Regions from separate parts of the Homo sapiens genome. Here regions 2 and 3 are each linked to region 1. The links are chromatin contacts, found by Hi-C or POLR2A ChIA-PET in ENCODE. All regions are on one chromosome and are shown on one strand. Each heading gives the region's core, a stretch centred on a gene start or an enhancer-like site at or near the end of the contact. The rest is flanking DNA. Distances are from core to core; before and after follow the strand shown. Region 1 overlaps TCF4 (transcription factor 4). Region 2 has its middle 30 kb from the start of ATP8B1. Region 3 holds the start of NARS1 (asparaginyl-tRNA synthetase 1).

Evidence for each region. Hi-C counts contacts between places; a loop is a spot of excess contacts on that map. ChIA-PET counts read pairs that join two places held with the same protein, here RNA polymerase II (POLR2A). Pooled maps may share reads with other maps.
Region 2: a loop to region 1 is called in a pooled map, with 4 times the contacts of the local background. The contact joins two enhancer-like sites. A Hi-C loop is called at or near these places in 1 of 37 single-sample maps with no recorded cell type and 4 of 50 pooled maps. POLR2A ChIA-PET finds 5 or more read pairs at or near these places in 1 of 52 experiments (activated CD4-positive, alpha-beta T cell).
Region 3: a loop to region 1 is called in a pooled map, with 3 times the contacts of the local background. The contact joins the promoter of NARS1 here to the enhancer-like site in region 1. A Hi-C loop is called at or near these places in 2 of 37 single-sample maps with no recorded cell type and 4 of 50 pooled maps. POLR2A ChIA-PET finds 5 or more read pairs at or near these places in 2 of 52 experiments (GM12878 and activated CD8-positive, alpha-beta memory T cell).

What each region holds. Positions count from the first base shown.
Region 1 is chr18:55,327,083-55,329,616 of GRCh38, reverse strand. All of the region lies in intron 8 of TCF4 (transcription factor 4), which reads left to right. Among named protein-coding and RNA genes, the nearest start is that of TCF4-AS1, 120 kb to the left of the region's middle. Within about 2 kb of position 1,274, at least 3 of the 41 ENCODE cell types and tissues checked have a DNase peak (open chromatin) inside an H3K27ac peak, as active enhancers do.
Region 2 is chr18:57,832,263-57,834,796 of GRCh38, reverse strand. No RefSeq gene overlaps it. Among named protein-coding and RNA genes, the nearest start is that of ATP8B1, 30 kb to the right of the region's middle. RefSeq lists enhancers at 929-978, 1,019-1,108, 1,149-1,348 and a silencer at 1,726-2,020. Within about 2 kb of position 1,261, at least 6 of the 41 ENCODE cell types and tissues checked have a DNase peak (open chromatin) inside an H3K27ac peak, as active enhancers do.
Region 3 is chr18:57,620,566-57,623,099 of GRCh38, reverse strand. NARS1 (asparaginyl-tRNA synthetase 1) reads left to right here and starts at 1,264. Exons shown (of 14, transcript NM_004539.4): 1 at 1,264-1,392; 2 at 2,449-2,531. The coding sequence starts at 1,383. RefSeq lists enhancers at 991-1,330, 711-1,415.

The DNA of each region.
Region 1 (2,534 bases), core at 25-2,524:
TAATGTTAAAAGCCAAAATTTATCAATATCAATTTTTTTCCCAAATCATTCTTATTTTAGTACTGTTTATGCTCAATAAAAGTTTATGAATTTCTTTCACTGTTATTTAATGAAAACCCAGAATTTTTTAAAATTGCACATTATCTCTTTAAAAAAAGTCTTTTAGATTACTCGTGGGATTTACTCTAAGTTGTTGTCTTTTAATAGAAGATGATGCAAAACTTGTCTCACCTGTTCCTTCCTGGTCGTGTCTGTGTTTATGTGTGGGGTGGGTATATAAGTGCTTTTGATTAACAGAATGAAGAGAGTGCTTATTTTGAAAACTCAGTCGTTAAAATTCAAGTTTATTTTGAGTTAAAGAACACCATATTTAGATTAGGAATGGACCAATGACCTGCTTAAGCTTTAGGCTATCGATTGGCCTTGAGGGAACTTAGATCTGCTAAACACGAACTTGAAAAGGCACTTCAGTGATGGATGTACGTTGGATGCTCTCACTGTATGGTCATTCACTTGCATTTTAAAATTTATGTTTTGTTTTTCCTTTATACCTACTCTTTTCATTCCGTTTGTCAGAGGTGGCCATTTAAAGTATTTGACAATTGTTTGTTCTCTGCCTAGCAAGTTGTCCTATTGCTCCATGATGTGAAAGAACAAAGGTAATCAACAGTTAGAAACCTCAGGAAATTGCTAGAATCTTCACCCCCAAAGAGGGTTAATAAACCCTAGATAATTAGTTCATTTAGAATGAAAACCATTTTCATTGTAATAATCACATTTCCCCTCTGATTATCGAGCAATGCATTGGGAAGCCTGATATTTATTCACAAATTTTTTAAAATTGAGAACATCCTGTGCTGAGATTCCAGTCAGCTTCATCCATCCATTTTTTGTTAAAAGTTTCTCAACTATCATCCTTCATCCAGACAAATAAACATAACCAGGATTTCCCCTCTAACTTTTTGGGAATTCATTTACACGTGTACCATTTTGAGGGAAAAAAACAATTGTCCTCGAATTTCATTTGACTCAGGTGATTGTGGTAAGCTCGCTAACCAGCTTCATCTAGGAAGTGCAGCAATCTGAGTCAACTTCCTCCATCTCTGTTTTTACATTGTCCAGTGTGATGCTTCCTCATTGTACCAAAATAGAAATGGTTTGTTTTTGTATCAAACTTGGAGACTGGCTATGGATTACACTGGGTTAGGATAAGGGTTTGTTATTTTTTTTTTTTTAAGAACATTCCACTTATCCCAAGGGAAAAAGATTGACGGCCTGGGGAAAAATAAGAGGCATAATGAAGTCTTTTCTCCTTAAATAAAAATCACATCTAGTCTTCAGATGTGTCAATTGCACTATGTTTGCCTAATTTCATTTAATATTTGAGAGATTTAGTAGTAAATTTATGACTTTTGCAGTTACTTTGCAAAAAATTGAGGAAGGAAGAAGTGAATTTCACTTTGAGTCAAATGTGTAGGTTCCAGTGTAATTAAACCTAAAAATCTATATATTCTGGTCTTGCTACTTGGTATTACACTTTGCCATATCACATAATGCTATTAGCTACATTTTACCTTGTTTGCAGGGTGATGCCATTTTGTATCTCTGGTTTGTTGAATTTCCTAGAAGATGTTATGTTCATGTAGATAATGGCATACTCATTGAATTCTTTACCTCAGACATGAAAATATGTGGAAAAGTGGGGAAATGAATCTGATCAGATTTCACTGTATACTGAAATTTGAGAATCTGGTTTTTGCATCTATTTTGCATGCTGCTGTCTCTCCAAACCATATATGTCTGTGTGAGTTTTTATAATGCCACATAAAGCAAAATGAGAAGTCTCTTCTTTCTTCTAAAGGGAAATAGTGCCACAGAAAGGTAGAAGTCAAATATTTACTTATGGATCAAAAATCTAGTTAAAAAACAACCCATTGCTTACCTTAGTAATCAATGTGAATTACTTTATAATCAATATGAATACAAGCTATCTGACCAGTCACTCAGAAAATAAATATTTGATCATGTGATAAACCATTTGAATGTCTACATATGAACCCAGGCCATATAAAAATAACCAATTCAAGATAACATAGGAAGTCACTAAAAAAGACACAAATAAAATTAGATTTCACAGTTTACGCTGATATTTTGATACTTTTCTGTGATAAAAGCATCTTCCAAACTAAATGTGTCCATATTTGAACCATGTAAATAGTTAAAAGTATTTTACCTGAGAATATCTAAATGATGCCAAGAAAATAAGTTCATGCCACTAAAAAGATTGAGATGATTTGTGCTTTATCTGACTTCTTGGTGTAATATGGATTTACTTCAGATAAGTATATTTTCTACTTATCCGATAAGTGTGTTTATCTGAGATAAATATTTTCTCCAGATACGTGTGTATATTGAAAAAAAATTTAAAATAATTAGGATCCCAATTGAAAAAGTAAAAATCTTAATTGCTTAATAAGAAAACAGTTATTTCATAGTCTTAAGATTTCAATACAAAGAAATATGGGAATATACAC
Region 2 (2,534 bases), core at 12-2,511, 2.5 Mb before region 1:
TCCACACTCTTTAAATGATGCATAAATTGAGTCATTTTGTAAAATACAGTACCTTGATTTATTTGCTTAGTAGCTTTTAGTTTGTCTACTAGGTTTCTCTAAAGAAGAATACAAATGTATTTAGGCATAAATTGTTTTCAATCATTTTCTTGGTGTCTACATTACCCTCCATGTAATATATTAGGGGTTCCTAAGCCACAAATGGTATGATTGAAGGTATAAAAACTTGAAGCTCATTGCAACCTTAAACTCCTGGGCTCAAGCAATCCTCCTGCCTCAGCCTCCCAAGCAGCTGGGACTACAGGTGGGTGTCACCATGCCCAGCTAATTTTTAAAATTTTTTGTAGGAGGCCTTGCTATGTTGCTCAGGCTGGTCTTGAACTCCTGGCCTCAAGTGATCCTCCCACCTTGACCTCCCAAAGTGCTGGGATTACAGGCATGAGCCACCGTGCCCAGCCCCCATCTCTTTTTAATACACTAGAATTATGAAATGACAGCAGAAAGAATTCACCTTCTAGTTAGCAGTTGGATCAAACAAGTAAAATAATTTGAAGATGAGCAAAAGGAACCTTGTTATTTTTGACTTAAATGTTCTTGAGAACAAAAATGATGATGCCAGGCTTCAGAAGATGGCCCCTTAAGGGTTTAATGGTTGAAAATCATCCTCACTTTCCTACCCCTTTCAACACACACACACACACACACACACACACACACGCACGCAGTGTTGGGCTCAGTGACACCACATAACAATAGCAACAGGCTTAAGGACAGTGCAAGCACAGGTGCATCAGGCTACTGTCGGGAGAAGGGAAACTAGAATATGCACCGAGAATAAAAAATGGCTTGGGTGAGTCATCAAACAACCCTGTCAAAAAGCAGGATGTCTGATTTCACAGCCTCCATTGCTCCCTCCAACACCACATGGAACATGAACTCCAAACTGATAAAGTCTCAGGCAGGTCAATCACCTTCTACTCAGCCCCAGTGTGAAAGAGGAGGGACTCATATGGAAAAGCCTGCTCTAAACACAGGCTTATCTGTGTTGCAAGATGATGAAACATTACAGACTTAGGGAATTCATTCTCAGGTGAGAATTCAGTAACTGGCACTGGGGGTTGTAAAATATACTGGCCATGAGTCCCTTAGGTAGTCGAAGGATAAGACGACCAAAGTCTAACCTGAGCCGATGTTACTGACGTGAGTGTCAGTACATGCATCTGAATCTTACTCTGTCAATTTTCAAGAAAGGAAATGAAAGTAAAAGCATTTGTCACTTGAGGAATTTCTCTGTATGCATGATTATCATTTGTTGCATTTCTCACATATTTAAAGTTGCTTTTGAGCCAAGCTATGAAGTGAGTAAAACTTGACTTTTGTTTCTTGATTCCTTATTTTCTCGCCTCATATTTTTTTTTCTTTTGACAGTTAAATTAGTTAGGATACTAGTTTCACTCCTACTACAGAGAGAGTGGCCCCAAATAATACTGATTTAAGTGAGATGAAGGTTTATTTCTCTGACACAAAAAAGTCCAAGCTAGTATGCCGCTACCAGTCATACCAGGAATAGTTTTAGGGACTCAAATGCTTACCTAGTTACTTTGCAATCTGCAACATATGCTTTTTTCATCTTCTCTTGGTGCAACATGGCTGCTCCTGATCCTGCCAATTCATCTGTATTCCCTCCTGCAGAAAGAAAAGAACGGGCACGGGGCATGACTTGAAAGTTGCATGTATCACTTCTGCTCAAGCTCCATTGGCCAGAATGTAGTCCTACACCCACACCAAACTGCAAGGGAGAGATATTTTAAAGCACAGAGTGGTGATTTGGGTTCAGAATGAAGACCCTGAGTGATTTGGAAAAGGCTACATCTGTTCACTATGTGATAAGTTGGTGATTAATTCAAGGCTATACTGAGGAGGAGAGCCAGGAGGCCTGAGTGCACCAAAAAGATGCTGACAGATTCAGTGGTGATAGGAAGTGACCTAGGGCCTGGAGAGAAACTAGGGGACTCCCAGGAAAGCTGGCTTGTGGTGATATAGGAGGTAAAAAGGAATTACTTAGGGAGATAGCAAGGGCATGGGAGTCCTTGGTAGGGCTTTCCTTTTAATGAAAAGCAGCCCCAAATAATTTTCTAACAAAGAGCAGCTGATAAAAGTTGAGCTGCAGACATAGACAAGCAAGCTGGCAGCTTGCTGCACAGATGAATGCCAGCAGGAACTAAGGACTAGACCTTTTCAAGATGGTGGCTCCATCTTGCCTTCTCTGCCAGCCACGTGTACGGTAAGAAGCAGATAATATGGCCCCCATCAACTGGAAAGTCCATTTGCATAAGAAGATTAGGGTAGGGCGACAAGCCTTCCCAGAGAGCTTTGTAAATGTCATACATGATGGAACCAATCTGTGAGGCCTAGTAAATCAGACAACACCTCCTCAAACTGGACTATAAAACTCGGTGCGTTCTCCACCAGCTGGTCCTTTCTGCTCAGAGACTCCTTCTGAGAGGTGAAGCCAGCTGGACTTCCTGGGTCGA
Region 3 (2,534 bases), core at 15-2,514, 2.3 Mb before region 1:
AAAAAAAAGTTGAAAATGATGACAGACCCTTTATTAGCACCTCTTACATGCCCGGGCAGTGAATTTATATCATCTTTCACAAATAGAAAAACTGAAGCTCATTCAGATTAGGTAATTTATCTGAAGACACAGATAAACCCCTCTCAGCGCCTGACTCTCGGCGCAATCGGGATGTTTCGCAGCGGGGCAGGGGCAGGGGCCGGAGCCACCGCCATCGCAGCCCGGGGAACAACGGACTCGGGGAAGCCCGGCCTGGCCCTTCAAGTCCCGGGCCCAGCAAGGGCCAGGACCCTCCCTCCCTCCCTGCAATCGGTCCCAACTCGCTGAATGAAGCTCATTCAGTTTAGGTAATTTATCTGAAGACACACGGTTAGTAAAAGGCAGAACCCAGGTTTGTATTCCGAAGCCCTCGTTCTTTCCACCACATTATTATGGCCTTCCTAACGGTAATCCTTACAATTTTAAATGAACATATACCATAGCTCCTCTCCTGAACACCGAGGGACGCTGGCTCACGGAGTTTAGAAAGTTAACGCATCTGGCCGGGCGCGATGGCTCACGCCTGTAATCCCAGCACTTTGGGAGGCCGAGGTGGGCGGATCACAAGGTCAGGAGTTCGAGACCAGCTTGACTAAGATGGTGAAACCCCGTCTTTACTAAAAATACAAAAATTAGCTGGGCATGGTGGCACAGGCCTGTAATCCCAGCTACTCGGGAGGCTGAGGCAGAAGAATCGCTTGAACCCGGGAGGTGGAGGGTGCGGTGAGCCGAGATCGCGCCACTGCACTCCAGCCTGGGTGACAGAGCGAGACTCCGTCTCAAAAAAAAAAAAAAAAAAAAGGAAGTTTACGCAACCCGCTGCGTCCCCTCCACCGCCGCGCACCCCGTCTCGCAGCTGGCGCGGTGTTTGCTGGTGACATGAACTCAACCAGCCTCCACCATCTGGGGATCGGGGCGACATCCTTGGTCTGGTTTGCAAGAGGACCCGCACGCCTCCAGCTGGGGCGGAATTGGAAGATTCAGAAAGGAAAGTTGGGGAGGCGGGGAAGGAAGGGTGCAAAAGTGACACTGTGCCAGGGTCTCCAGGGCCGCGGAGCTCCGGGACAGGCAGCGCCTTCCGAGCTGCACAAACGCGTGGGGCGGGGCGTCTCTGGATCCGGAAGTTGCCTCTGCCCTCACCAAAGATGGCGGCCCCGGCGCCGCTCGCCCACCTCTCGTAACCAATGGAACCGCGGCGCTCGGCCGATTCTCGCAGGCGCCCTCAGATCTACGCTCTCTGATGCAACGCCGGAATCGCGGAAACCGCCGGTGCACGTTGGAGTCATAAGACGGCGTCGGTGTTGCAGTCTGTGTCCTTGGAGGTGACCAGGGCCACTGCAGGCATGGTGCTAGGTGGGTGAGACTCAGTGTATGGCGCGGTGTTCCCTGCCTGGGGCAGGAACTCTGCTCCAGTCGGGTTTCGGCGCTTTCCTTAGTGCCTACCAGAGTGGGCGCCCCGCGAATGTTTGGGGACCGATTGCAGGGAGGGAGGGAGGGAGGGTGCTGGCCTTTGCTGGGCCCGGGACTTGAAGGGCCAGGCCGGGCTTCCCCGAGTCCGTCGTTCCCCCGGGCTGCGATGGCGGTGGCTCCGGGCCCTTCCCCTGCCCCGCTGCGAAACCTCCCGATTGCGCTGAGACTCAGGCGCTGGGACGGGTTCAGACACAGGGTAGCCCCTACTCCTGCAGTTCTTCAAAGTGATCGTCAGGAAGGGGCTTTAGGATTCTAGTTGTTTTTCTCCCACCCTCATTTTTTTATTGAGGTTTCCGGGGAGACCATACTGTGCAGTAGGAAAAAAAAAAAAAAAAAGAGAGAGACCTGGATGGATGTTAACTGTTCAGACCTACTAGTTGTGAGGCCTTCTGAAATTTTCTAACCTCAGAGCTTCTGTTTCCTTTAAAGTCCAGAGGGAGCTGGTGTTTATTTGCCATCTCTACAAAAACTGGCACTGGGATATCTGATTTGTATGTGTTATTTTATTTCATCCTCAGCACAGCCTTTCAAGATGGGGATTGTTTTTCCTATTTTATAGGTAAAGAAATAAGCTCAGAAAGGTTAAGTAAATTCTCCAGAGTCACCCTGCCTTTTAAGGTACAAAATCCAACATTCCAGCGTATGTCTGATCAACTTCAAAGCCCATATTTTATTTTTGGGTGCCCAATTAGATAGAATAAATATCACAAATTAAAATGATCAGAGTTCATTTTGAAAACCTGGATTATTAACTAATGTTTTTATGAGATGGATGTTATTGAAATGGAGTGGGGAAATAACTAGGATATTAATTACTTATGGACCTCAATTTTTATTAATCGATGCTTGTTCTGTTTACAAAGATAAGGAATGAATAAAGTAGTAAGGTGACTAATAGTTAATGGCCAGACCATAACTTACCCTCATTTTGTCAAACAGCAGAGCTGTACGTCTCTGACCGAGAGGGAAGCGATGCCACGGGAGATGGAACCAAGGAGAAACCATTTAAAACAGGTCTAAAGGTA